Linked DNA regions of Homo sapiens: all the other regions are linked to region 3. Evidence: chromatin loops called from intact Hi-C (ENCODE). Cell type or tissue: OCI-LY7. All regions are shown on one strand. Links, peaks and the distances in the headings refer to the core of each region. The heading gives the core; the rest is flanking DNA. Region 1 has its middle 24 kb from the start of WEE1. Region 2 has its middle 38 kb from the start of WEE1. Region 3 overlaps SWAP70 (switching B cell complex subunit SWAP70).

What was found. Hi-C counts contacts between places; a loop is a spot of excess contacts. Peaks named below come from ENCODE experiments on the same cell type or tissue, not always from the same donor. Only the 100,000 strongest peaks of a DNase experiment are listed, where the experiment ranks them.
Region 1: a loop joins it to region 3, with 5 times the contacts of the local background. A loop is called at or near these places in 3 of 110 quality-filtered maps.
Region 2: a loop joins it to region 3, with 6 times the contacts of the local background. A loop is called at or near these places in 47 of 110 quality-filtered maps.

What each region holds. Positions count from the first base shown.
Region 1 is chr11:9,592,241-9,602,108 of GRCh38, forward strand. No RefSeq gene overlaps it. Among named protein-coding and RNA genes, the nearest start is that of WEE1, 24 kb to the left of the region's middle. RefSeq lists silencers at 4,221-4,270, 4,431-4,500 and enhancers at 4,741-4,820, 4,931-4,990, 8,375-8,454, 8,502-9,055, 8,715-8,884 and 1 more. In OCI-LY7, for the core only: no CTCF peak of the experiment used is centred there; DNase peaks (open chromatin) are centred at 2,221, 2,861, 4,401 and 4,881; H3K4me3 peaks cover 3,583 bases; H3K27ac peaks cover 5,000 bases.
Region 2 is chr11:9,531,060-9,540,927 of GRCh38, forward strand. No RefSeq gene overlaps it. Among named protein-coding and RNA genes, the nearest start is that of WEE1, 38 kb to the right of the region's middle. In OCI-LY7, for the core only: CTCF peaks have their summits at 4,211 (motif pointing right) and 4,432; a DNase peak (open chromatin) is centred at 4,232.
Region 3 is chr11:9,743,934-9,753,801 of GRCh38, forward strand. It overlaps SWAP70 (switching B cell complex subunit SWAP70), which reads left to right. Exons shown (of 12, transcript NM_015055.4): 10 at 3,925-4,123; 11 at 5,154-5,250; 12 at 5,931-9,060. The coding sequence ends at 6,037. Among named protein-coding and RNA genes, the nearest start is that of SBF2-AS1, 9.4 kb to the right of the region's middle. RefSeq lists an enhancer at 1,486-1,535 and a silencer at 1,726-1,775. In OCI-LY7, for the core only: a CTCF peak has its summit at 4,719 (motif pointing left); DNase peaks (open chromatin) are centred at 3,538, 4,098 and 4,698; H3K4me3 peaks cover 2,319 bases; H3K27ac peaks cover 2,785 bases.

The DNA.
Region 1 (9,868 bases), core at 2,080-7,079, 150 kb before region 3:
GACTCCTTCTCAAAAAAAAAAAAAAAAAAAAAATCCGGGCACGGTGGCTCACACCTGTAATCCCAGCACTTTGGGAGGCCGAGGCGGGCGGATCACCTGAGTTCAGGAGTTTGAGACCAGCCTGACCAACATGGAGAAACCCCGTCTCTACTAAAAATACAAAACTAGCTGGGCATGGTGGCCCATGCCTGTAATCCCAGCTACTCGGGAGGCTGAGGCAGGAGAATTGCTTGAACCCGTGAGGGGGAGGTTGCAGTGAGCCGAGATCGTGCCATTGTACTCCAGCCTGGGCAACTCGAGTGAAACTCTGTCTCAATAAAAAACAAAAAACAAACAAACAAAAAAACTATGGCATTTTTTTAAAAGTTCATAAGAGCTAGGTTTAATGCCAACTGTCCTGGGATGCTCCAGGCTGTCTCCCAGTTCTTAAGCAGCAGCATCCTGACAATAGAGTAATTTTCCTTCTTCCCCAATTCATCTTTACAAAGCATCTCACTGACTTTTGACCAACAGAGCAAATAAATTGTTGCATTTTTTTTTCTGAGTCGGCTTGCTACAGAATTTGTTGCTTTCTTAAGGTATCTTTATTTGTGAAATTTGCAAAGGCCAATTAAAGCAATCAACAAGGAGGATAGATCAAAAAAGAATTTTGGAAGTGTTTTGGATATTATGTAAATCTTAAGTGAAGCCTGGAACTAGGAATCTGGAGGCAACTGCCTCATTCAGTATTTTTGAAGGTATTTGTATAACTGTAAAAAGCATCACTGAAACTGAGAGACACTGCAGAGTAAGTGAATCTAGAAATTTCTCTTGCAAACTGATAATATTGCTAGACATTTCTCGGAAGCTCAGCAAAGTAGATTTTTATAAAAATGGAAGAATAAGACGTCATTGCAACTGTCCCTCTCCCAACATTTAGCATTCAAAAACTTTTGAGAGGCATTCATCTGAACATTACTGAACTTTTTTTTTCCTTTGTGGCAGATGACCCTAATTTTCAGTGCAAATTCAAAGGTCTCTGGAGTAAGGAAAAATATCTATGTATGCCCTAGGAAGATTCACCAGGAAAAGATGGCATGTTGTGTCCAAACTTCATTAAACTAAGAGTCAAAGAAACTTCGGCCAGTCCAGCCCATGAAGAAAAATACCTCAAAGGAACATTTACATCACAGTTCACATTGTTTAGTTTTATATGGTTAATAAACATTTTGAAGAGCATATACTTGTTCTGATTTTTGACATAGTTGTGGCATGAAATAGGTTTCCAGGCCTGGAATTCCAATTTATGCTTACTAATTCATTATGCCAATGGGAAATACAGGGTTTTTTTGCTTGATTTTGTTTTTTTGTTTTTGAGACGGGGTCTTGATCTGTTGCCCAGGCTCCAGTGCAGTGGCGCAATCTTGGCTCACCACAACCTCCACCTGCTGGGTTCAAGCAATTCTCCTGCCTCAGCCTCCCAAGTAGCTGGGACTACAGGCACCCGCCACCATGCCCGGCTGATTTTTGTATTTTTAGTAGAGACAAGGTTTCACTATGTTGGCCAGGCTTGTCTGGAACTCCTGACCTTGTGATCTGCCCACCTCAGCCTCCCAAAGTGCTGGGATTACAGGTGTGAGCCACCGCACCCAGCTTGGAAATATAGGTTTGGTATACAATTCAATTTAGGATGATTATCCAGGAGAGGAGGAACTTTTTTGCAGGTGAGAGTATGAAGGCTCAAGGGAGTAAAATAATTTAGGAAATCAATTTAGTAGGTAGCAGAGTCAGAATTCCAACTCAGATCTCATAGCAAAGAATCATGCTTTTTCTAGACATATGAAGGTTGAAGACAAATACTAATTAAAGAGGCGATCTCCAATCTTTTGGGCACCAGGGACCGGTTTTGTGGAAGGTAATTTTTTCACTGGGGTTGGGGTGTTGCAGGGGAATGGTTTCAAGGTGATTCAAGCACATTACATTTATTGTGCACTTTATTTCTATTATTATTACATTATAATATGTAATGAAATAATTATACAACTCACCATAATGTAAGTCAGTGGGAGCCCTGACCTTGTTTTCCTGCAACTAGATGGTCCTGTCTTGGGGTGATGAGAGACAGTGACACATCATCACGGATTAGGTTTTTACAAGAAGCATGCAACCTAGAGCCCTCGCTTGTGCAGTTCACAGTAGAGTTCGTGCTCCTAGGAGAATCTAATGCCACGGCTGATCTGATGGGAGGTGGAGCTCAGGTGATAATGCAAGCAATCGGGAGCAGCTGTAAATACAGATGAAGCTTCTCTGGCTTGCCCGCTGCTCACCTCCCGCTGTGCGGCCCGGTTCCTAACAGGGCACGAACTGGTACCATGGGGGTTTTGCCATTAATTCAGGGGTTGAGAACCCCTGAGTTAAAAGACAGTGTTCAGGCAGCAAAGGAGAGTAAGAAGGTGCAGGCTGAGAATTAGGAAAACTGGATGGAATCTGACAGAGAATAAGAGAATTTTGAAGGAGAAATTGATTAACTGTGACTAATACAGAAAAGATTGAACAATGACTCAAAGCTCTGTGAAGGTATCTAGAGTTCATTAGAAGATATTTGGTGAGCGGTGTCAGTACAGGGGAAACAGCCAGATTACAATGGGTTGAGATGTAAATGGGAGATGAGGAAATAGAGATAGCAAGCACAGATCATTTGCAAGAAGCATGGCTGAAAGAGAAGGGGAAGGGAGGAGAGAGCTATAATTAGAGGGGAATCTTCTTTGGGTTTTGCTGGGGTGTTTTGTTTTGTTTTGTTTTGCTGAGATAGGGTCTCACTTTGTAGCCCAGACTGGAGTACAGTGGCCCAATTTTGGCTCACCACAGGCTCGACCTCCCAGGCTCAAATGATCTTCCTGCCTCAGTCTTTCAAGTAGCTGGCGACACAAGTGTGCACTACCACTCCTGGCTAATTTGTGTATTTTTGGTAGAGCCAGGGTTTTGCCATGTTGCCCAGGCTGGTCTCAAACTCCTGGGCTCAAGTGATCTGCCCGACTAGGCCTCCCAAAGTGCTAGGATTACAGGTGCGAGCCACTGCACCTGGCCTGGGTTTTGCTGATTTTGGTATTATTTATCATCTACGTGCTAAGTGTTTTACATACATAATGACATTTAATCCTCATAAGAACTCTGTGACAAAATCCCCATTTTTCAAATGGTTTTTAAGAGAGGTAAAATGTTTCCCCAATTACAAAGCTACAGCATCAGGATACGAAGCTACAGCATCAGGATTCAAACCTAAAGTGTTTGGCTGAACCACTAGCCAAATTTGTAGCAAGTTCTCTGAGTTTGGAGCGGAGGAAGAATAAGTGTGAATGAGACAAGTTTTGGGAAGTGCAGGAAATGGGGAGGGGAATTCCAGTTTAATGCTCTCTCCTCTGAAGTTGGAATTGTGTCCCAGGAACTGAAAGTGCCTCAGGGGACTGAGGACAGAGGCACATGTATAGAAGGAATGCCTCCTCACTCTGCTGCTGCTGCCTTCTTTCCTTCTGGATGAAGTGGCTAAAAGTCTTCAGAGGGCCAGGAGCGGTGGCTCACGCCTGTAATCCCAGCACTTTGGGAGGCCGAGATGGGTGGATCATTTGAGGTCAGGAGTTCAAGGCCAGCCTGGCCAACATGGTGAAATCCCGCCTCTACTAAAAATACAAAAATTAGCCAGGTGTGGTGGCAGGTGCTGTAATTCCAGCTACTTGGGAGGCTGAGACAGAAGAATCACCTGAACCTGGGAGCTGTAGGTTTCGGTGAGCTGAGAATATGCCACTGCACTCCAGCCTGGGTGAGTCTTTAGAGTATACTATATAGATATTTAAAGCAGCGTTTCAAGAAGTTTTTATGATTAGAGAAATTTATGTGTTATAATAAAGTAAGAAAAAAAACAGCAAACAAAATTGTACACATGGGATTGTTGTTAAAGCATTAAAAGAATGAAGGCCAACAACAGCTGTCATTTACGTGACTGGTGGGATTACTGAAGCTTTCCCACTCTTTTTTCCTTTTAAAAAATATTTGAGGCCGGGGCCGGGCGCCGTGGCTTACGCCTGTAATCCCAGCACTCTGGGAGGCCAAGGTGAGCGGATCACCTGAGGTCGGGAGTTTGAGACCAGCCTGACCAACATGGAGAAACCCCCGTCTCTACTCAAAATACAAAATTAGCTGGGCATGGTGGTGCATGCCTGTAATCCCAGCTACTGTGGAGACTGAGGCAGGAGAATCGCTTGAACCCTGGAGGTGGAGGTTGCAGTGAGCTGAGATGATGCCATTGCACTCCAGCCTGGACAATAAGAGCGAAACTCCATCTCAAAAAAAAACTCGAGCTCAAGAGTTCAAGACTAGCTTGGGCAACATAGTGAAACCCCCATCTCTACTAAAAATACAAAAATTAGCCAGGCGTGATGGCATGCACCTGTAGTCTCAGCTACTTGGGAGGCTGAGGTTGGGAGGATCACCTGAGCCCAGGAGGCGGCAGTTGCAGTGAGCCAAGATCTGCACTCCAGCCTGGATGTCAGAGCAATACCCTGTCTCTCACACACACAGACACAAACAAACAAACAAACAAAAAGTTATTAACATATGCAGTCAATAGAAATTGAGCAAGTCACCTGGCTTGCAAAGATTTGTCCAATAATCATCCTCTACTGCCCCCACAAATTTCTAATAATGGGCACCACTCCCTTGAATACAGGGGCACCTATATGATCTGGGCTGGACCAAATGGAGTTTCTCCTGGAACCTTGCAGATGCTCCCGTTGCTGGCAAAGATAAGGAGGCCAAGCTGCATAGCAAAAGCTGATTTGCAGGTGAAGTGAATGAACCAACACAGAAGCAGAATTGAGAAATGAGGAGGGCAAGATCTGAGAACATCGGAGTCCCTGAAGCCAATCTTGGTTGGGTTCTATGAGCCTATACATATTCCTCTTTTGGCTTAAGCTATTTTAAGGTGAGTCAGTTGCTTGAAATGAAAAGAGCTTGCCTAATGCAACATATTTTTCTAAACTTGTAGCCATGAGTTAAATCATCTAGATACTGTATTGTTGCCAGAAAAATGGGTCTTGATCCAGACCCCAAGAGAGGGTTCTTAGATCTTGTGTAGGAAGGAATTCAAAGTGAGTTCACAGAGTGCAGTGAGAAGAGATAGTTTATTGAAAGCTACTGTCGGCTGGGAGCGGTGGCTCATGCCTGTGATCCCAGCACTTTGGGAGGCTGAGGCAGGTGGATCATCTGAGGTCAGAAGTTCGAGACCAGCCTGACCAATATGGTGAAACCCTGTTTCTACTAAAAAATACAAAAATTAGCCGGGCGTGGTGGCATGCGCCTATAGTCCCAGCTACTTGGGAGGCTGAGACAGGAGAATTGGTTGAACCCAGGAGGCAGAGGTTGAAGTGAGCTGAGATTGTGCCACTGTACTCCAGCCTGGTGACAGAGCGAGCCTCCATCTCAAAAGAAAAAGAAAGCTACTGTTACAGACTAGAACATCCTCAGAAGGCAAGAGGAGGAACACCTCATCTTTAAGTTTTTCTTATATAGAGGTCTTGTCTACATAAAAGCTAGGCTAAGATGTGTCTACATGAGAGTAGGTTGCAGCATCACAAAATTTATTATTCTGTTGATTTAAAGAAAGCTGTCCTTGACATTCTAGTGTGTAAGTACCTCAAAGTATAACTATAATTATATTTTGGGTTTTTTTTTTTTTTTTTTTTTTTGGGGGACAGGGTCTCATTCTCTCACCCAGCCTGGGAATGCAGTGGCACAATCTCAGCTCGCTGCAACCTTCACCTCCTGGGCTCAAGTGATCCTCCCACCTCAGCCTCCTGAGTAGCTGGGACCACAGGTGCACACCACCATGCCTGGCTAATTTTTGTTTACTTTCGTAGATGGGGTCTCGCTATGTTGCCCAGGCTAGTCTCAAACTCTTGGGCTCAAGGAATGCTCCCGCCTTGGCCTCCCAAAATGCTGGGATTACAGGCATGAGCCACTGCATCTGGCCATTATAATTATCTTGAAAGCATATATTGTTATGGGTATTGAGACATCTGGACTTCTAGTTGTTGTAGGAGTATGTCGTTGCAGGTATCTTTAAGCTGTTTCCTCAACTGTAAACAGCTTGTGATCATGGGTCGTGAGTGGCAAGGAATGTGCCTTGGCTAGTTTTAAGATGGAGTTTAGGCCAGGCACGGTGGCTCACGCCTGTAATCCCAGCATTTTGGAAGGCCAAGGTGGGTGGATCACCTGAGGTCAGGGGTTCAAGACCAGACTGGCCAACATGGTGAAACCTCATTGCTACTAAAACTACAAAAATTAGCCAGGCATGGTGGCATATGCCTGTAATCCCAGCTACTCAGGAGGCAGGAGAATCGCTTGAACCCGGGAGGCAGAGGTTACAGTGAGCTGAGATCGTGCCACTGCACTCCAGATTGTGCCACTGTACTCTGGGTGACAGAGTGAGACTCTGTCTCAATTAAAAAAAAAAAAAAAGATGGAATTGATTTTAAAATGATGTCACTCTGATTCTCCTTCCCTAACAGCATGACTGAGGATTGCAAAGATCTGAGGGTCTCCAGGTTCATTCCTTGGTTGAGGTTTCTGCTGTGTCAAGAATGGCATGTGATAGCAGCAGACCCCGCAGCGTCTCTTCCTGGCCTGCCTCACTTTCCTCGTTATATGTACTTATAGCATTAATTTTCTAGTGGCTTACTTGGTGCAAAGCACCAGGCACAGCAGTTCCAGAAAGAATTTTACTGCTAGACCTTGACTTCCATTGAACAGGATTAGACATCCCATAGTTCCACTAACAATTAAAGAGACCTATGCAGCCAGGTGATTTGGACAATAAAATGTGCAGTTTTTTTTCCTGTTTGTCACACACTATTGCTACGAGTATCGAACAACCCATTCTTGGGGAGTGAAAATGGAGATAAAAGCTCATGAGGCAGGCCAGGCACGGTGGCTCATGCCTGTAATCCCAGCACTTCGGGAGGCCAAGGTGGGCGGATCACGAGGTCAGGAGTTCGAGACCAGCCTGACCAATGTGGTGAAACCCCATCTCTACTAAAAATGCAAAAATTAGCTGGGCATGATGGTGCATGCCTGTAATCCCAGCTACTCAGGAGGCAAAGGCAGGAGAATCACTTGAACCGAGGAGGTGGAGGTTGCAGTGAGCCGAGATCACACCACTGCACTCCAGCCTGGGTGACAAAGTGAGACTCCATCTAAAAAAAAAACCCATAAGGAGTCTTAAATTTGTATTTGAAATTGGGAAAAAGTTGTATTTCAAGGCTCCTCAGTCTTTATTATTATTATTATTATTTGGAGATAGGGCCTCACTCTGTCACTCAGACTGGAGTGCAGTGGCACAATCACGGCTCACTGTAGCCTCGAACTCCTAGGCTCAAGCTATCCTCCTGCCTCAGCCTCCAGAGTAGCTAGGACTACAGGCATGCACCACTATGTCTAGCTAATTTTAAAATTTTTTGTAGAGATGGGGTCTTGCTGTGTTGCCCCGGCTGGCCTCACACTCCTAGGCTCAAACAATCCTCCTGCCTCGGCCTCCCAAAGTGCTGGGATTACAGGCATGAGCCACCACACGCAGCCTTAAGCTTCCTCGTTAAAAGATGGAGCAAAATACTGAAGCTGGGGAAGACAGAGGACCTGGCTCCACCACATGCTTCCCAATTAGATTCCTGGCTTCGACACTGAAGGGACCAGAGCATACAGGGAAATGGCACTTACGTTTACTTTGCTGATTCAATTTTTTGGTTCATTTTTTTCAATCAACATTTTTTTAAAATTTTTATTTTTATTTTTTGAGACAGAGTCTCACTCTGTTGCCCAGGCTAGAGTGCAGTGGCACGATCTCGGCTCACTGCAACCTCCACCTCCCGGGTTCAAGCCATCTTCACACCTCATCCTCCCAACTAGCTGGGACTACAGGCTTCTGTCACCATGCTTAGCTAATTTTTGTTTGTTTGTAGAAACGGGATTGTTGTCTAGGCTGGTCTCAAAGTCCTGAGCTCAAGCCATCTGCCCACCTTGGCCTCCCAAAGTGCTGGGATTGCAGGTGTGAGCCACCATGTGCAGCAACATTTACTTTAAGGACTTGCACTGTGCTAGTCCTTGCACCCTCATGTCTCCTGCGCCATCCTCCTGCTCCCAGTGTTCTGGTGCTGTCTCCTCTGTGCCCAGGCCTCTGTGCCTGAGACTTGGGCAATGTCAACCCCAGGTCCCCTTCTTTCTCCTGGTACCTGAATGCTGAGCAGTTACTAGCTAGTGCTAGACACAGATACAAATACAAACAAGATAATCCTTCTTCCTTCTCCATTGTACACAGTGTAGTGGAGGTATTAGGCAGAAACAACTAACCATATACAATAAAATAATGTCCTTTTGTGGCAAGCATAGGTCACTATGGGGACCAAATGGTAAGCAATGAATCCACGGGATAAAGAGCTGGGTATTGCTGTTCGCAGGAGAGGCGACACCTCATCTAGGGCTTGAAAGATGGATAAGAGTTTGCTAAGTGGATGAGGCAGAAGGGTTTCCTAGGTAGCGGGATCCATCATCATGAACAAGGCCCAGAGGAATGCAGCTGTGCAGGTTATTAGGGTGGCAAGAGCATAGTGTGTTTCACTGCCAGTGAAGCCAGTTTCACTGCCAGATTCATGTTTTCCATTGCTGGGTTTCAATTCTGCAATAAGCAAACTTCTGAAAAATATGAATTTCTGTTTATTCTTGTTCAGACCAAAGCTGAAAATATTGATGAATGAGCAAATGAAAGGAATGTATATAAGAGAGCTTAGGCTTTTTCCATCAAGGAATGAGTCACAACAACCCTGGGAAGAAAAGAAGAGAAGGACTTGTGTCACCATTGCAATGCTGTCCTCTTCGGAGCCCCATCTTCTTCTGGCAAGGGCCCAGAGCAGCTGCTCTTGCTGCAACACCAGCTCTGCCGTCTGCTCCTTCAGCAGGCTTGATCTAGGCACTGTCCCTCATGTCCCCTGCACCATCCCCCTGTCTCCAGTGTTCCTGGTGCTGCCTCCTCTGTGCCCAGGCCCTTGTGCCTGAGTCTTGAGCATTACCACCCACAGGTCCCCTTGGGTCCCTTCCTATCTCTTGGTTCCCGAATGCTGAGTGGCCCCAGCAGAGACAGAGCTGGAGGCTGGTGGTGGAGGGCAGAGCTGTACTTCGGAGCTGAGCATTTCTTCCCCTTTGGCAGAGCAGCTGCTTCTCTATCTTTCTTACTCTTTGGTGTCCAGACAGCACCAGGAAGAATCTAGCTCCCTCCCCGACAGGAAGTAGTATGCATATTTCCTGCTGAGCCCCAAGAGTGTTGCTGGTGTGAGGTTGACTGGAGGACTTTCCCACAGGCTGGGTTTGCGGTTTAATGTGAAAGCTGAAACTAGAGGAGGAGATGCTAACCAAAGTGGCCAGAAGGTGAATAAGAGCTCAAACCTTAGGGAGCAGCAAGGGCCAGTGCAGATGTCAAATTCAATTGCAAGCCAGAGGCAGAAGGCTTGGATCCCGGCTTGCACCTGGAGTGAGTGGGAAGGGCCTGGGACAATCACTGCCCACTCTCAGCTGCCCACTTGTCAGTTGCATGCAGTTGGTCTGTCACACAGGCTCATGCATGACCACATACACACACGCACACACACACACACACACACACACATTGGCTCACACATCTAGGGGGGCAGAAAATACCCTCACCCGGGGAGGGACCCAGACCCACGTGGGGAGTCTGCAACACAAATGCCCCTTCCCCTCACCTATTCTTCTGCACTAGGTTTTTTTGTTTGTTTGCTTGTTTTTTGGTTTTTGGTTTTTTTTTTTTTTTTTTGAGACAGGGTTCTAC
Region 2 (9,868 bases), core at 1,710-6,709, 210 kb before region 3:
CTGCCTCCCTGGAAGTGCTCTCACCACCACTGCCCCACCTGGCCTCTCCCTCCTTGCCCTCACCCTGCAACTGCTGCCACCCTCTAACCTTGGCAGGAGTCTGATCCCAGTTCAGGGAGGGTTGGGGCGTGGTGGTGGCCATCCCCACTCCAGGCTGGCAGCACCACAGTGCTCCTGGTGGACAATCAGCCTTAGTTGAGCCTTGAAAGGGGCAAGACTTTTGCCCAGCCCTTTACTGACAGTGTCCCAGTTCTGAGTTTTAAAGACACTGGTAGCCCATTTGCTGTAGGCTGAGGTGGCAGGCCTGTGGGAAGGGGAGACACCTGGAGGAAAGGGAACCTGGAACCTGTCAGACCCAACAGAGCACCTGCCCACAGGCATCTGTGAGGTCCCCTGCCCTGGAGGCTTTCTCAGCAGGCTCTGTGCCTGGAGGAATCCTCTCTTCCTCCTTCCAACTTTCCTGAGCCTGGCTTGTGTTTGTTGTGCCTTTGAACCAGCAGGAGATAACCCTTCTGGGATGAACCACAAAATTCAAATTGTATAATTTCAGTGATTCCAAATATGAGATAAATATTCTGATATTCACATTTAAAATTGGCATTGTATGATATAAAAGTGGAGGGTAAAATGCATGCCAAAATTTTTAATTTGTCGTTTTTCTTTTCTTTTTTTGAGACAGAGTCTTGCTCTGTTGCTCAGGCTGGAGTGCAATGGCGCGATCTCGGCTCACTGTAACCTCCGCCTCCTGGATTCAAGTGATTCTCCCGCTTCAGCCTCCCGAGTAAGTGGGATTACAGGTACCCGCCATCATGCCCGGCTAATTTTTGGTATTTTTGTAGAGACAGGGTTTCACTATTTGACCAGGCTGGTCTCGAACTCCTGACCTCAGGTGATCCACCTGCCTCGGCCTCCCAAAGTGCTGGGATTACATGTGTGAGCCACTGAGCCCGTCCTGTAGTTTTTCTTAGAATGACATTAAGTAGCAAATAAGCACCATGACAAGTCAAGAGAAAGACTATAAAAGAAGGAAAAAGCTTATGTCTACCATTTTGTGTATGTAATAAAATATACATAAAATATACCATTTTAACTATTTTTGAGTGTGCAGTGGTACTTAGTCAACCCTCTGTATCCATCAGTTCCACATCCCTGGGTTCCACATCCATGGAGTCAACCAACCATGGATCGAAAATATTCAGGAAAAAGGCTGGTGTGGTGGCTGACACCTGTAATCCCAGCACTTTGGGAGACCTAGGCAGGAGGATCACTTGAGGCCAGAAGTTCAAGGCCAGCCTGGGCAACATAGTGAGACCCTGTCTCTACAAAAAAAAGAAAAAATATATTCAGGGAAAAAAAGACTAAGTTCCAAAAAGCAAGCCTTGAATTTGCAAGGTACCAAGTACTATGTTGAATTCATAAGAATGATGTGTAGGCATTGTATTGGGTATTATAAGTAATCTAGAGATGAATTAAAGTATGCAGGAGGATGTGTGTAGGTTATATGCAAATACTATACCATTTATTATCAGGGACTTGAGAATCCATGGATTTTGGTGTCCTTGATGAATCCTAGAACGAATCCCCCTCCAATACTGCAGGACAACTGTACATTCACATTGTTGTGCAACCATCACCACCATCCATCTCCAGAACTTTTTCATCTCCCCAAACTGAAATTGTACCCATTAAACAATAATTCCACATCCTTCCTCATTCCAGTTCCTGACAACCACCATTTTATTTTATTTTATTTTATTTTTATTTTTTTCAGACAGGGTCTTGCTCTGTCACCCAGGCTAGAGTACAGTGGCATGATCTCGGCTAGAGTACAGTGGCATGATCTCGGCTCACTGCAACCTCCCCCTCCTGGGTTCATGCGATTCTCCTGTCTCAGCCTCCCAAGTAGCTGGGACTACAGGCACGTGCCACCATGCCCGGCTAACTTTTGTATTTTTAATAGAGACGGGGTTTTGCCATGTTGGCCAGGCTAGTCTTGAACTCCTGACCTCAAGTGATCTGCTTGCCTTGGCCTCACAAAGTGCTAGGATTACAGGCGTGAGCCACCGTGCCCAGCCACCATTCTATTTTCTGTCTCTATAAATTTGACTGTTGTAGGCGCCTCATATTATATTTGTCTTTTTGTGTCTGGCTTTATGTGTACCTTTAAAAGCAAGTTTTTCCTGTCTTTTGACCAAGAGGTTGCGTATTTTCATTTTTGCACGGAGCCGCACAGATTATGTAGCCTGTCCTGCTGAGGCGTGCGCTTCTATTAGCCCTTCTGTTTTTGCTGCAGATGTGTGACCTGTGTTTTGGGAATATATTATCTCTTGTTAGATTATGGGCTCCTTTAAGACAGCTGGGGATTTAAATTTCCCGGTAACTCCTGGAGGTCTTGCAGAGTAGCAGGGCACCTCTAGCTGTTCCCTCCAGTTCCAAACTCACGTGGCTTGAGATGTACAGAGAGATTCCTCAATTCTCCATGCAGGAGTTTCGTTTTGCTTCTAGAGCACGGCTAAACTGCAAGGACAGAAAATCTTGCTGAGAATGAAGAATGCTCAAAATTCAGGATAATTGCATGAATAGTTAAAATTGCCTGGCAAAAGCTTTTTCTGCTCACTTTTCTGCATTCAGACTGTGAAACAAAAATAGAATCTTGGGACCTCAAATTCACTAGGCCAAAGCTTGGGAACTGAGTCATGCAAACAAAAAAGCAAAAATAAAACAAAAATACGGCCTTTCTTTTGTTCCCAAAGAGCTGTAATTTCACATGCTCACCTTATCTTATAAAAAATGTAGATTGACTGAGCATGAGACTAATGCATAATTGACTTTTCCTCTACCCCTTTCTTTTTACATGTAAAACATAGACTCACTGAACTCTAACCGGAGCCTCACAAGAATGTAACCACTTGCCTCATTGCCTACCCACCCTCCTTTTTTTTTTTTCCCTTCCCCTCCTGCTTGCCCTTTCCTCTGTGAAAGGAAAATAAAAACTTGGGACCCTAATTTCACTATGCCAAAAGAAAAATATTAAGCTGAAAGCTGAATTATCCAAGAAGTTACTTTTCCTTTTGTTCCTAAGCAAGTAGCTACAGATAAAAAGTTAAGTATCTCCACAGAGCTACTCTATGTTCACCTTAGCTGCTACAAAGATGAATATATAATTGACTATTCCCCTACCTGCTCCTTTTCTCTTGCAACATGTGGATTCAGTCATGTGACCATACCCTCCGTCTTTCCCCTCCAGCCTGCTTTTCCCACTTTTAAATATTGAAGCCCTCAAAACCATATTTGGAGAAAGGCACAGACCTGTCTCCCAAGTGCACGTCCTTAACGCTGGCAACATAAATTTCTAAATTAATTGTTACCTATCTCAGATACTTTTTGGTTTACACCTCTTGAAATATTGAAGTTCCCCAAATCCTCTTTGGAAAAACACGGGTCACAGATCGTATTGTGACTTGGGTTTCTTTTTCCCAGGCACGTCCTCAGCCTTGGCAAAATAAACTTTGAATCAGTTGAGATCTGCCATGGTCATGTTTTGGTTTACAAGATGAAAGAAAATGAGATTCCAGCTCTAATGTCAATTCCAGATTTCTTCCCACTTTGCCTCACTGCTGCAGGGGTTCCCTGGCACGCACAGGTCACAGCACACAGAAGCCCCCCACAAGCCTAATCACTAATCTGCCCCAAAGCCCCCCAGCCTAGGAAAGGGATGTGGAAAACAGCTCTAATCTGGGTGCAGACTCAGTGCCAGTGCCCTTCACACAAATTCTGCAAATTCTAAAGAAAACCCAAAGTGGTAAAAAAAAAAAAAAAAAAAATCTCTGCTGCCCCAAGGGGTTTGGCTTATCTTTTTAAATAGGAAATCTTTACTCCAAGCCAGTGACAGGGCTTTTGTGCTGATGAGGGCCCTAGGAGCACAGTAGGTCCCGCTTGAGGGCAGCTCCCACACTCACCTGATGTTTTATTCAGCTAAAACTCATTAGGCATGTTTCCCCACTGCCTTAGGGCTTTTCTAATATCCTGAAATTGCTTCATGTTCTTTTAACCGAAAAAGCAGGGGCAACAGAAAAATGGGAGCGCTTCTTTTTTTTTTTACAAAGGTGGGCTTCACTGTTGGAAAGCTGGTGGAACCTTTGGGTATTTCAAAGCCAAAAAGAAAAGCAGCTGGTTAATGAATTAAAGGCAGGATGGTGGGCCTTGGGGTCCACCACCAGCAGGAGGCGCTGTGGAGGTCCAGGGAGCAATCCATCTGCTTGCTTCACCATTTCCTTCTGGGACAAATGAGCCAGCTGTGCCTTGATGGGGGCAGTCAAAACAAGGCAAGTGATGAGAAGAACCCTGACAGCCTCAGGCCATTGGGACATCACTAAAGAGGAAATGCCCTCACCAGACTAGTTTTGTCTCCTTGCACAATCTGGCAGCCTCTTTTGGTTTTATAGCCAGTGTTGACCAAGATGATACTTCCAGGAGTAGCTCAGATTTGGCTTCCTGAGACGCCAGTTGCAATCCTGTGACAAGAAGGTGCTGAGAACTAATCATTCTCACACAGGCACTTCCAGGGCAAATCTCTGCCAGGCCTAAGGAGTCTCCGGCCCCAGCCACTCATTCCTAGCAACATTCCACACTCTTTGTTTTGTTTTTGAGATGGAGTCTCGCTGTGTTGCCCAGGCTGGAAGTGCAGTGGCACGATCTCGGCTCACTGTAACCTCTGCCTCCCAGGTTCCAGCAATTCTCCTGCCTCAGCCTCCTGAGTAGCTGGGAATACAGGCATGTGCCACCACGCCCAGCTAATTTTTGTATTATTCGTAGAGATGGGGCTTCACCGTGTTGGCCAGGCTGGTCTTGAACTCCTGACCTCAGGTGATCCACCTGCCTCAGCCTCCCAAAGTGCTGGGATTACAGGCATGAGCCACCAGTCCCGGTCTTTTTTTTTTTTTCTGTTTGTTTTTGAGATGGAGTTTCGCTCCTGTTGCCCAGGCTGGAGTACAGTGGCACGATCTCGGCTCACTGCAACCTCCGCCTCCTGGGTTCAAGCGATTCTCCTGCCTCAGCCTCCTGAGTAGCTAGGACTATAGGCGCCTGCCACCATGACCCCCTAATTTTTTGTATTTTTAGTAGAGACAGGGTTTCACCATGTTGGCTAGGCTGTCTCGAACTCCTGACCTCAGGTGATCCACCTGCCTCGGCCTCCCAAAGTGCTGGGATTACAGGCATGAGCCACTGCACCCGGCCCATTCCACACTCTTAAACCCAGTCTTAAGGTGAGGCCAGGCTGCTGCCGTATTTGCCGTTCTGCATGCCTTCTACAGTCTTAGGAGAAGGTCTACATGGTCACCTTCCTTCATCCCCACAGGGAAAGTCACTTGCTCATCCACAGGCAGAGCCCTGTCCAGGGCTCCAGTGTCAACCATGACTGGAGACAATAGGCTGTCAATAGATTCTATCCCAAGTTCTTGGACAAGAAATTTTGGAATAAATGCCAAACTTATAGGATAAATGCCAAATTCTTGTCCAAGAACTTGGGATAGAAGCCCCATTGCTGCCCTGCCCTTGGACCCAAGTCTAATAAGTGGGCTCTGACATTGTTCTTGAGGATTGACTCTGCCTTGATCACCTCTCCTGGCCCCCAGACTTGCTAAACTGTGGCTATGTTTATCCCAGCAAAACTCCACAGGACTCAGAGTTACTGAAATCCAGCCTGGTAGCAAGGGGTCTTATTCAAGGGGTCTTATTCCTACCATGACTCCTCTCTCCTCCTGCCCCTGAATTCTCTACCCTTCAGAGGAGCTTTTTTTTGTTTGTTTTATTTTATTTTATTTTAATCCTATGACACTACTTTTTTGCCTGATTGCCACTGTTAATTTTTATTTTTATTTGAGACAGGCTGGGGTGCAGTGGTGCAATCTCTGCTCACTGCAACCTTTGCCTCCTGGGTTCAAGTGATTCTTATGCCTCAACCTCCCGAGTAGCTGGAACTACAGGCGTGCGCCACCATGCCCGGCTAATTTTTGTATTTTTAGTAGAGACGAGGTTTTGCCGTGTTGGCCAGACTGGTCTCAAACTCCTGGCCTCAAGTGATCTTCCCACCTTGGCCTCTCAAAGTGTTGGGATTACAGGCGTGAGCCACCGTGCCTGGCCTGCCGCTGTTGACTATGTCTTCAGATACACAGTGTTGCATGAGGGACCAATAAATCACAGGAAAGATATAGAAATGGCAGTTTAAACATATCAAAAAATGCATAACCTCACTTATAATAAGATAAATTAATATTAAAACTATACCAAAATTATTTCAAAAAGTTTTTTAAAGTTTAAAAAACCTATACTGGGCTGGCTGCAGTGGCTCACGCCTGTAATCCCAGCACTTTGGGAGGCCAAGGTGGGCAGATCACGAGGTCAGGAGATCGAGACCATCCTGGCTAACACGGTGAAACCCTGTCTCTACTAAAAATACAAAAAAATTAGTCGGGCGTGGTGGCAGGTGCCTGTAGTCCCAGCTACTCGGGAGGCTGAGGCAGGAGAATGGCATGAACCTGGGAGGTGGAGCTTGCAGTGAGCCGAGATGGTGCCACTGCACTCCAGCCTGGGTGACAAAGCGAGACTCCATCTCAAAAAAAAAAAAAAAAGAAAAAAGAAAAAACTTATATGAAATCCCATTTTTCACCCATAGAATCGGTAAATATCAAAAAAGTTGATAATGTTGTTGGCAAAGATGCAGGAAAATAGGTTTTTGTTTTGTTTTGTTTTTTTGAGACAGTTTATTGCCCAGGTTGGAGTGCAGTGGTGCGATCACGGCTCCCTGCAGCCTCAACCTCCCAAGTTCAAGTGATTTCCCCACCTCATCCTCCTGAGTGGCTGGGACTATAGGTACAAACAACCACACCCAACTGATTTTTAAATTTTCTTTTTTTTTTTTTTTTTTTAGACGGAATCTCGCTCTGTTGCCCAGGCTGGAGTGCAGTGGTGCAATCTCCACTCACTGCAACCTCCACTTCCCAGGTTCAAGTGATTCTCCTGCCTCAGCCTCCCAAGTAGATGGGATTACAGGCATTTGCCATCACACCGAGCTAATTTTTGTATTTGGTCTCGAAATCCTGGGCTCAAGCCATCCTCCTGCCTCAGCTTCCCAAAATGCTGGGATCACAGGTTTGAGCCACCATGCCTGACCAGGAAAATGATTGTTTTGTCTGAGACAGGGTCAGGCTCTGTCTCCCAGGCTGCAGCATAATGGCGTGATCTGGGCTCACTGCAACCTCTGCCTCCTGCGCTCAAACCATCCTACCATCTCAGCCTCCTGAGTAGCTGGGACTACTGGTACGTGCCACCAAGCTCTGCTAAATTTTTTTTGTTGTTGTTGTATATTTGGTAGAGATGGCGTTTCACCATGTTGGCAAGCTGGTCTCAAAACCTGCTGGGCTCAATTGATCCTCCCAGCTCGGTCTCCCAAAGTGCTGGGATTATAGATGTGAGCCACTGCACCCGGCCAAAAATAGATTTAAATTGCATATATCCTTTAATTTGGCAATTCTTCTTCTAATACTGTATTCTAAGGATATATGAGCAGCATTGCTCATAATAGCAAAAGTTTGAAAACAGCCTAATGGAGAGCTGTTTAGATAAATCATGGGAAAAGTCGTGCTGCCCCAGGCTCTTCTGGAGCTCAGCACTGTGTGGGAAGCTGCTGGGTAAGTTGCTCTTGGGTGCAAGGTGTAGTAGGCTGAATAATGCCCCCACCAAATATGTCCATATTCTAATCCCCAGAAGCTGTGAATCTTATTTTATTTTTATTTTTGATTAGAGACAGTGTCTTCTTGCTCTATAACCCAGGCTGGAGTGCAGTGGCTTGATCATAGATCACTGCAGCCTTGACCTCCCGGGCTCAAGCAATCCTCTGGCTCAGCCACCTAAGTAGCTGGGACTATAGGTGCACACTAACATGCCCAGCTTATTTTTTGTTTGTTTGTTTGTTTTTGAGACAGAGTCTTTCTCTGTTGCCCAGGCTGTAGTGCAGTGGCGTGATCTCAGCTCACTGCAACCTCCACCTCCCAGGTTCAAGCGGTTCTCCTGCCTCAGCCTCTGGAGTAGCTGGGACTACAGGCACATGCCACCACATCTGACTAATTTTTGTATTTTTCATAGAGATGGGTTTTTTGACACAGGATCTCACTCCGTCACCCAGGCTGAAGTGCAGTGGCACAAACCCGGCTCACTGCAGCCTCCACCTCCTGGGCTCAAGTGATCTTCCCCCAGCCTCCTGAATAGCTGGGACCACAGGTTCATGCCACCATGCCAGGCTAATTTTTAAAATTTTTTTAGAGACAAGGTCTCACCATCTTGCTCAGGCTGGTCTCAAACTCCTGGGCCCAAATGATCCTCCCACCTTAGCCTTCCAAAGTGTTAGGATTACAGGCGTAAGCCACTGCGCCCGGCCTGATCTGTTTTTGAGTAAATAAAATTATTATTTGTTTTAAAGAAATAAAATGACAAGCCCTCCACCTCAAGCAAATAACAGTTTGAAAAAGATTTTCTATCTTTGGTCATCAAATTTGAACTACAGTTCTTAAATATAAGGCTCATATAAGTTGATTATAATAAAGTAGTTTGAATTTAGGCTCCAATGTTAGGTTTGAAGTGGAAAAGTAGGATTGGTTTTCAGCAACTTTTTTTTTTTTTTTTTTTTTGAGACGGAGTCTCACTCTGTAGCAATGTTTTCTTTCAGGATGGGTGGACTTCTTGTTTGGGTTACTTATCTTTATCCTCTGAATATCCAACTATTCTCATTGTCAGGACTCCACTCAGAGGTACCCATAAACAGAAAGGACCCACTGGCCACTTCTCCAGGACAGCAAGGTAGTGGACATGCACAAGGACCTTGCCCCTGTTCAGATCCATGAAAGAAGTGCTGTGCCTCCCTTGACTTGATAAAGAAGGAGCCAATTTCTTCCCAGTTTCCTCGAGAACTCACAGGTGACAAAACAACTTCAGCCCCTATGTCCACAGTGTGTGCTATTATACTTTGCCTGGAGAGGAAAAACCTGTTATCCTTAACTACCCTCACTGGCTCTTCTCTTCCTCACTGAGTATCAGAAGACCAAGAGGAGAAAATAAAGCTTGCTAGTTTCTTACCCATACTGTTATTCTATGAGTAAAGACCCACTCATTCAAAGAAAACCAATCTGTTTCTAGCTCCACTCCTGAAACTAGGAAGTTGGTCCTTAGCCTGATGAAGTCAACCTCTTGGAGAAATTTTTAAGTTCTTTTTTATTTATTTATTTTTTATTATTATACTTTAAGTTTTAGGGTACATGTGCACAATGTGCAGGTTAGTTACATATGTATACATGTGCCATGCTGATGCGCTGCACCCACTAACTCATCATCTAGCATTAGGTATATCTCCCAATGCTATCCCTCCCGCCTCCCCCCACCCCACAACAGTCCCCAGAGTGTGATGTTCCCCTTCCTGTGTCCAGGTGTTCTCATTGTTCAATTCCCACCTATGAGTGAGAATATGTGGTGTTTGGTTTTTTGTTCTTGCGATAGTTTACTGAGAATGATGATTTCCAATTTCATCCATGTCCCTACAAAGGACGTGAACTCATCATTTTTTATGGCTGCATAGTATTCCATGGTGTATATGTGCCACATTTTCTTAATCCAGTCTATCATTGTTGGACATTTGGGTTGGTTCCAAGTCTTTGCTATTGTGAATAATGCCGCAATAAACCTACGTGTGCATGTGTCTTTATAGCAGCATGATTTATAGTCCTTTGGTTATATACCCAGTAATGGAATGGCTGGGTCAAATGGTATTTCTAGTTCTAGATCCCTGAGGAATCGCCACACTGACTTCCACAATGGT
Region 3 (9,868 bases), core at 2,372-7,371:
AACTTTAGCTTGAAACACGTAGATCTTGTAATTTTTTTTTTTTTTTTGAGACGGAGTCTCGCTCTGTCACCCAGACTGGAGTGTAGTGGCGTGATCTCGGCTCACTGCAAGCTCTGCCTCCCAGGTTCAAGCCATTCTCCTGCCTCAGCCTCCTGAGCAGCTGGGACTACAGGCGCCTGCCACCACGCCCAGCTAATTTTTTGTATTTTTAGTAGAGACGGGGTTTAACCGTGTTAGCCGGGATGGTCTTGATCTCCTGACCTCGTGATCCACCCGCCTCGGCCTCCCAAAGTGCTGGGATTACAGGCTTGAGCCACTGCACCTGGCCAGATCTTGTAATTTTAAAAATTACGATTGAAGTTTTTTATTAACTTTTAATTTTTGTGGGTACACAGTAGGTGTTTATATTTGTGAGGTACATGAGATATTTTGATACAGGCATACAATGTGTAATAATCACATCAGGGTAAATGGGGTATCCATCACCTCAAGCATTTATCCTTAGTCTTACAAACAGTCCACTATACTGTTTTAGTTAGTTTTAAATGTACAATTAAATTATGATTGACTATAGTCACCCTTTCTGCTATGAAGTTTATTTTTTTATGTGTAATCCTGAAGGTGATCTAGCCACTTCTGAATGAGAACTCAGAAGAAAACTGTTCATTTAAAATGTAGAATACTCAAGTTATTGGCCGGACATGGTGGCTCACGCTCTAATCCCAGCACTTTGGGAGGCTGAGGCGGGCGGATCCCTTGAGGCTCGGAGTTTGAGACCAGCCTGGCCAGCATGGTGAAACCCTGTCTCTACTAAAAATACAAAAATTAGCTGGGCGTGGTGGTGCATGCCTATAATCCCAGCTACTCGGGAGGCTGAGACACTTGAATCCAGGAGGTAGAGGTTGCAGTGAGCTGAGATTGCACCACTGTACTCCAGCCTGTCTCAAAAAAGAAAAAAACAAAAAAGAAAAAATTAAGAAAAATCGAGTTATTGGAAAGTTCTTGAGGCTGAGCCATAATCTGTCCTGTTGTAACTCTTACCCACTTTGGATCTGTAACACCCTGGAGTACACCTTAGTCGTGTCTGTATTCCCAGCAACTCGTACCTGGCACACAGTAAGTACCCAGGGAAATTTTTTTGAATGAATGAATGGATCCAATGGGACCACATGGAACAACAGTCCCTCTTACATTTGATATAATACTTTTCATATATTTGAAGGTTAGAGACTGGGCTCTGGAATGAGGCCACGGTTTGATTCCTGGCTCTGGTACTTTTAGCTGTGTAACTTGAGAGAATGGCCAACTTTATACAGTTGTTGTGAGGATGAAATGAAATGATGCATGCAGAGTGTTTTAGAGTAATGCCTAGCATTTGGGAGTCACTCCGAGTGTGTTGCTTTCTGTTCCTTTATCTCATTTGCAGACGGGGAAGATATATAATGTGTGGAATGTAAAAATAAGCATTCAGAAAAAAGATGTTGACAGGCTAGAATGATGATTTTAGACCAAGAAGCTAATTTAACATATCAAAAGAACAAGTACAGGATCCAGGAGACTTGGCTTTATAGAAATTCATTTGAAAAGTTCTACAGTTTCATTTCCCTGAAATGTGGTTGCCAAAACCCTATACACTCTTAGGCAGCCTTAATGAATGTGAAGTGTCCAGAGCAAATGAGATAATTGTCCCTCTATAATATGAGCTGTTACCTACCAGTACTTGCTGTGTGGTAGGCATGTAAACACCTTATGTGCATTATCGCATTTAATACACTAATAAACCTTTGATGGTAGGTGTAGTTTCTATTCCTTTTTTGATAAATGAGGAAGCCGATACACAGAAAAAGAGTGAGGCACTGAAGTCTTTAGTCAGGAGTCTTACTTGCGAACCACAGAAACCACCTTGTATTAGCTAAAGCAATAAAACAATTTGTTGAAAGTTTCTTAAATAGTTTGCCAGTTCCACAGAAAGGCAGGTGACCAGGCCTTGAACACAGGCAGGAATCACAGGGGGATGAGCAGCCCCAACTACAGCCCAAGCCAGGCCATGGGAAGAGTCCAGTGAGGATGCCGCTGGCGCCCATGTTGGTACCAGGCATCAGCAGTGCCATCGCTCCTGCTGTCACTCAACACTGCATATTACTGCCACCGGCAAGATGAATTCTCTACTGGCTCTGCTTCTTTGTGCCAGGTGCTTCAGAGTCAAAGTTCCAGAAGGAGCATCTACATAGCCAAGCCCAGCTTGTGCCTCCACCATACCCTAGCTGCCAAGGGGTGGGAGGGCAGGTGTCTGGCCTGTGGATTCTATAGCGGGAAATGAGCCCTACCTTCCATCAAGTCTTCTACTATGGCAGTTCCCCTAGACACATGAAGGAGTTCAGAGGCTGGGCAGCCTAAGCACCTGGAAATGTCCATTCCCCCTCCATACTTTTACCACTAGAATGAAAAAACAGACCCATCCAGTCTTGTTCATTCTTATATCCCCAGTGCCTAGAAAAGCACGTAGAAGGCACATAAAAAATACACATCAACTGAGTGAATAAACTCTGCACTGGTCAGACCACATCTGTAGTGTCGTGTTCTGTTGTGTACATCAAACTCCAAGAGACATCTGAGGAGACCTCAGTGTCTCCAAAGAAGGATATTGAGTCTGGAAGCTGGGTCCCATTAGTTAAGGCTGGAGGTGGTCTTCTTGGAGAAGGATGTTCTCAACAGGCAACAAAGCTGCCTTCCAGTTGCGAAAGGGCTATCACAGGGAAGAGGGAGTAGATACTTCCTTTGTGGAACTAGGGTAGTGGATGGGAGAACTCATCTTAGTATAAGAAAAAACTTCGTAAGAATTGAAGCTGCCCATAAATAAACTGGCCCAATTTGTGAGGCAACGAGTGGTAGCCCATCACCTAGAGTATTGGAGCTGAGTTGAATAACAACCTTGCAGGAAGTTGTAGAGGGAATTTGGAAATTGGTGTTGGTATAGTCTGTTACTTTATTCCTTTGTTGTTAGTTTTATAAGAGCAGATGCTGGCAGGTAGTAGTAACTGACCAGTCATGTGACTTGACTTTGTTACCATAATATTGTTGCTCAAGCCACTAGATATGTATCCTGTCCTTGGCTGGCATCGAACGACACTATATACACTTTAATGCAGGTTTTGGCTGTTTGTTAGTTTATTTAAACAACTACATAGCTGGGTATTCCCAGATAGGTATTCCTGTTATTTTGGAGTCACACAGACCTGGGTTAAAATCCATTATAACCTGTGCAACATACTTTTAAACCCTTTGGTTTTTCATTGCTTCATCTGTAATGTAGGGACAATACCTTTCAGGATTGTCAGGGGATTAGCAATAATGGAGGCAAGGGCCTGGCATGTAGCAATTGTTCAATAAATAGTATCTCTATTCTGTCTGCGTTCACTCCTTTCTTCATCTTCATTATCAGCTTTTTCCATGGTAACAGGTTTTTACTAGATGAAAATGTTTTCATGTTGTAGCAACCAGGCAAACTTCAAATCTTGGCCCTGCCACCTGGCAGGTGGATGATCCTAGTACAGGCCACTGAACCTTTGTGTCTCACTTGCACCATCTCTAAAATATGAGTAGCAGCACCTAAATTTACTGTGAGGATTAATTGAGAAAATACACTTGACTCTTAGGCCAGTTCCTGGCACACATTAAACTCTGGATAAATGTTATTTTTTATTTCACAAACGGGTGAAACTGAGAGAGCTTAGAGCAGGACATATAGGCTGCTTTACCAGCTTTGTGAATATGAGCTTCTCTGGCTCCTGCTTTCCTCCTGGTGGAATGAAAGGGGGATTAGACGACCTCAAATATTCTCTTGTCTAAAATGCTTCCCTCGTCTGCTGGGTCAGGGTGGTGACCTGGGCAGGATTTGATCTGGAGCTTTCCTCCACATTGTAGGTTGTTGGAGGAAGAGTCTTCCAAGAGGGCTGAACTAGAAAAGTGGCACTTGGAGCAGCAGCAGGCCATTCAGACAACCGAGGCGGAGAAGCAGGAGTTGGAGAATCAGCGTGTCCTGAAGGAACAGGCCCTGCAGGAGGCCATGGAGCAGCTGGAGCAGCTTGAGTTAGAACGGAAGCAAGCACTTGAGCAGTACGAGGTAATGAGACTTGGCCCTGCAAACTTGTATATTTAAATTTTTGAAAAACATTTCTCAATAATAGAATTATTTGCTTAGCTGCCAATATGAAGCTGTAGTAAGAATCTTGCTTAGCTGTAAGAAAGAAAAAAGAGGGAGTTTTTACAGGAGATAAGATATATTATACATCCATCAGAGACAGAAACTGCACAGTAATTTGAACAGGGAAAGTTTAATATAAAACATTATTAACTGTCATAGGAGATTACCTACTGTGTTGTAAAGAAGGCTTTGAGAATGCAGGAACAGCAGACGTAGGGAGCAGCCACTGCCTCGAAAACTGAGGCAGAGCACCAGGGAGGGAGTGGATCTGGAAGAGCATTCTTTGCTTCTTGCCCCTTAACCCCAGTGTTGTGATCCATACCTCCATGGAGAGGGTGCACAGATGGCAGAAAAGTTTGTTGAGGTGCTGTGCCAGCAAAGCTCACTGGGAGGCCACCGGCAAAAGCTGCCCACAGGGAGGTGCTACAGAAACTCACTGGTGGTGAGCACTGTGGGTGTTCTGAGTGCCACAGGAGCCGCTGAGTGGAACCTAGAAGAAAAGTCCCTCCCTCCTCGTGTCCCTTCAGCACCCTCTACTGACAAAGCTTTATGCTGCCAGCTAGTGAGGAGAATTATTTTAGTTTCACCAGCAGGACAGTTCAGGGTGGATTTGGAGTGGAGAGGCAGTAAACTGTAACTGGCACACAGGGCCATACACCCATTGTAATTCGTATGCAGATGGTGGAAGAATAGGCTTTGGAATCAGACAGCCTGGGTTCCAATTCTGGCTCTACCATTTCCTGCTGTGTGACTCTCGGCAGGTTACTGACCTTCTCTGAACCCGTTTTCACTCTGTACAATGGGGTAATAGTAGTTCCCACTTCTTAGAATGGGCTATGAGAGGATTTAATGAGATAATTCACAAATACATAGTAAGGGCCCAATAGTTGTGATTTGGTTCTTAAACTACCCGTGTGTCTGCATAGTCCAAAATCCACTTTTGTTTCAGGAAGTTAAAAAGAAGCTGGAGATGGCAACTAATAAGACCAAGAGCTGGAAGGACAAAGTGGCCCATCATGAAGGATTAATTCGACTGATAGAACCAGGTAACAGACTCTATGAAGTAATCATATATTTATTTTTATTTTTCATTTTTATTTTATTTAATTAATTTATTTATTTTGAGATGGAGTCTCGCTCTGTCGCCCAGGCTGGATGGAGTGCAGTGGTGCGATCTTGGCTCACTGCAAGCTCCGCCTCCTGGGTTCATGCCATTCTCCTGCCTTAACCTCCCAAGTAGCTGGGACTACAGGTGCCCGCCACCACGACCGGCTAATTTTTTGTATTTTTAGTAGAGACGGGGTTTCACCGTGTTAACCAGGATGGTCTTGATCTCCTGACCTCGTGATCCGCCCGCCTCAGCCTCCCAAAGTCCTGGAATTACAGGCGTGAGCCACCACGCCCTGCCCATATATTTATTTTTAAATTTATTTTTCTGTTTCACTTGTGTATTTGAATTGTACTAAAGAAACTTTTTTAGCCCAAATGTAAAAAAACCAAGCTGTTCAGGATAAATTTCTCTTGAAAATCTTATCCCCTAATAGGTAAGAGGGCCCAGTTAATCCCCTTGGTATACATCTTCTAATTGTTTTAGCTGGTATGACATTTATGCATGTTCCTCAAAGAAGAAATAAAGTAGGGAAGTTACTATTTTGTCTGTAGAAAAATGATGGGGTATCCTGAAGAATATAATACTTCCTGTATTTAAAGCATGTTTGCCTCTTAGGTTCAAAGAACCCTCACCTGATCACTAACTGGGGACCTGCAGCTTTCACTGAGGCAGAACTTGAAGAGAGAGAGAAGAACTGGAAAGAGAAAAAGACCACGGAGTGACTGAGCTTGCTGGCAGTCACGTCAGTTATGTAGATACTGCATGGCAGGAGAGCTTTACGCTAAAGACAAAAGAAACAGCTTTGGGGGCCGGGCGTGGTGGCTCACGCCTGTAATCCCAGCACTTTGGGAGGCCGAGGCGGGTGGATCACCTGAGGTCAGGAGTTCAAGAGCAGCCTGGCCAACCTGGTGAAACCCTGTCTCTACTAAAAATACAAAAAAAATTAGCTGAGCGTGGTGGCGGGCGCCTGTAATCCCAGCTACTTGGGAGGCTGAGGCAGGAGAATCACTTGAACGTGGGAGGCGGAGGTTGCAGCGAGCTGAGATCATGCCGTTGTACTCCAGCTTGGGCAACAGAGTGAGACTCCATCTCAAAACAAAACAAAACAAAACAAAACAAAAAAACCCGGCTTTGCTGCTTTTAACTCTTCTTCCTTCTGTGCCTCTCTAAGTGGGTCAGTATCCTAAGGAAGCCTTCTTATTTATCTTCCTGCAAACAAGGGTTACCTGAAAAGAAAAAAAAAGTCAACATTGTCAAGCTGTTTGTTTACTCTTTCTTTGAAAACATCACCTTCTGAAATTTGTCTTTTAGCTCTCTCAGATTCTTCCCCAAATGAGGCAGGGTGCAGACAGCACAGTCAGCTCTGCAGAGTTTGGAGGGGCTCACTGCCACTGGGTACTCAGAACCTCTGTGGACTGGATGTCAGCTCTTTCCTTTGGCAGCGTGTTTCCTTTTCCGAGTATGTGCTGTTAAACTAGATTGGCCGGTTCGCTTTCCATTTCCTGACACTTGACATGGAATGCCTTTGACCATTGGTGCTCTGACAGAGAAGTCATGGAGTCATTGCCATTTCCTGGTTGCCCTTTTGGAATGTGATCCTGTTAGTAGAGGTTTTCTAGCTTCTACTAAGATATTTCTTTCCCTAACCATCATACACTTGGCATGTTTCATTCCCATCTCCTTTCCCCTCACCTTAAAGGAGACTACCCCTTTGCCCCATATTGTCAACCTAATTTTCTCTCGTACTCTCTCTAGTGAATGATGTGCTACCAAGTATATGCCAGGCTGTGAGAGGATTATACTGAGTAGTAGAAAGAAGCTAATTTGAAATAAAAATTATTTGTATAATTAAGAAAGCAGATTAGATGCACATGGTCAACAGGAAGTTGACTGTATGTCTGCTAGTTAGATTCAAAACATCATAAAGATGATAGCATGTCAATATATTAGCCTAGCCATTATGTTAGCCTTTGTTAGGTGGGCAGCTTTTCTGCTTTTTCCCTTCCTCTGTGGTGACAACGGAGGAAATATCCAACAGAAATACGTCTAACAGGGAAATTGGGATCATAGTTTATATGCATCTGATTTGAAAGGAGTATTGAGGAAGGTTTTCATATATGATCTATCTTTGGATTAAAAAGAACATTTATGAAATCAAGCCTTCTAACACTAGTTATAATTGAGAAGCAACAGTAACTCCGTGGACAGCAATCAAGCTTAAAATTGTAAATAAATATGGGGATAATTCAGTTGTTGCAAAAAAAGGGCAGAATTCAGTAGAATAAAGTCCTTTTCTCTTACAGGTATTAAATGAGGACAGAGAACCTCAGGTGTTCTTATGCTAGTGCTTGCTGAGTGCATACTAAGAAAGCAATTCCAAATAGATGTATACATCTAGAGAGAGTGGTATTAGAGATTCAGTGTATGTATTTATTTACATGAGAGGAAACTGGAATATAATCCCATAAATTATCACCTTTTATGACTGGAAAATATTTGCCAATGAAGAAATGGTCTGTAGGTATTTGTCTTAAGATTTTTGGCTGTTTAATAAAAATGTAACTTTAACGGTTTCTTATAGTTGCCTTTATAAAGTGTATTGTCTAAAATATTTTTGTATCATGTGCCTTTGAAATTTGACAGCTGATTTGGGTGTTGGATTTCTGCCCAGCCATTTATCAGTATTATCATTTTATTCAGTAGCTGGCAGGTGTATTAGACCAACGAGACTTAGGTAAGGAATGGAACCTTTCCTGTGGTTTGACTGCACATTACACCAGAAGACTCCAGTATCCCTCATTCCAGAATGAGGAAAAAGTATTCTACAAAGAACCTAATCACCTCTGTGAAATCTATGGGATGGAAACAGTGTGGCCTTAGGAGTCAAATAGTCTCTGCATGGTGGGGAGGATCATGATGGAATATGTGAATTTCTACTTCTAGAAGTTGTGAAATAGGTCCTGCACTTTTGCAGAATGTCCTTCTTTAAACCTGGCTTATTCCACAGCTGTAGCTGATAACATGACCTGGGGCTTAGCTGCTCTAGCCCTGGGTTCTTGGAGACCTCACACTGCCTGGCCCCTGGCCATCCACCTAAGGACTGCCTGCTTTCTGGTCACATGTGGACCTTGATACGACTAAGCGGTTACATATGTGGTTGTGCAAAAGCTTTCTGTTTAATGCATAGTGTTACCGATTTACATCTTGGTTTTCAGTGGCACTATGTCTAGGAGGCAATATCCTTTTAAACAGTGCTTTGGCTAAGATAGATACTTGTGAATCAAAGATAGCACAGAAATGAACTAAGTATATCCCATTTGGAATTATATTTTGATACTATTTAAAATGGTTTCACCTGTTAAAGGGCCAACAGAACTCTTGGTTTTACTTTTGTAATTACTGTACAGAAAATTTCAAGAGTGTTTGAGTGCTTGTCATCAGGTGTTTTCCTTAATAAGTAGGGATATGATCATTTACAGGAATTATATATGAAAAAAGTTTTTGAAATGTATTTTTGTGATGTGCTATGTTGAGGGGAAACCAAATATTTATGATTTTAAAACATTCGTATGAAAACATTGTACAATGTAATATGCTCAACTTTCTCAATTTTTTGCTAATTTTTCTAAGATACATTAAAAATGTTTTATATTTTTTTTTAAGTAAAATGGACCCAGTAAGAAAATTAAAAATACCAGAACATACACTTTAAACTGTCTGATTTAATAAAACAGTGGGGGGTAAAGTTGGGTGTATCTATGTGTATTTTCATATAATGAGATGGACTTTGGTTTAGGGACATTTCCTGAAAACACTGGGTTTGGAGTTTAGACCCCAAGAAGTTAGCTGTGGCCTCATGTTTGGTGTTTGAGTCACGAATGTGGGGAAGCCATGGCTGATGTGTCAGCTCACAAACGGGAACTTACAAAGATGATTTCTCATTCATTGTTGCTGTTACCTTCAAATTTTCTTACCTCTGTTTTCCTTAGTTTTCTTTTTATGCCTTTCAGTTTTTCTTTCACCAGAGTAAACCGTGTGGCTTTTTGTTTGTTTGTTGTGGTTTGCATTGTTGCCAAGATAAAATGCCTGTTGTGGACTAAGTGGGCCCACTCAGGCCAGCTTGATTGTATATTGGAAAGCTGATCTTTCCCTCTTGGAGGGAGGGAGAGGACACTGGTTGGTGTGTTTAAAAACTGTTCTTTCTGAGGCGGGCAGATCATGAGGTCAGGAGATCGAGACCATCCTGGCTAACACGGTGAAACGCCGTCTCCACTAAAAATACAAAAAAATTAGCCAGGCGTGGTGGCGGGCGCCTGTAGTCCCAGCTACTCGGGAGGCTGAGGCAGGAGAATGGCGTGAACCCGGGAGGCGGAGCTTGCAGTGAGCCAAGATCATGCCACTGCACTCCAGCCTGGGCGACAGAGGGAGACTCCGTCTCAAAAAAACAAAAACAAAAAACTGTTCTTTCTCTATCACAGTGGTTCTCAACTGGTGGTAATTTTGCCCTCCAGGGGACATTTGGCAACGTCTGGAGACATTTTTTGTTGTCACAA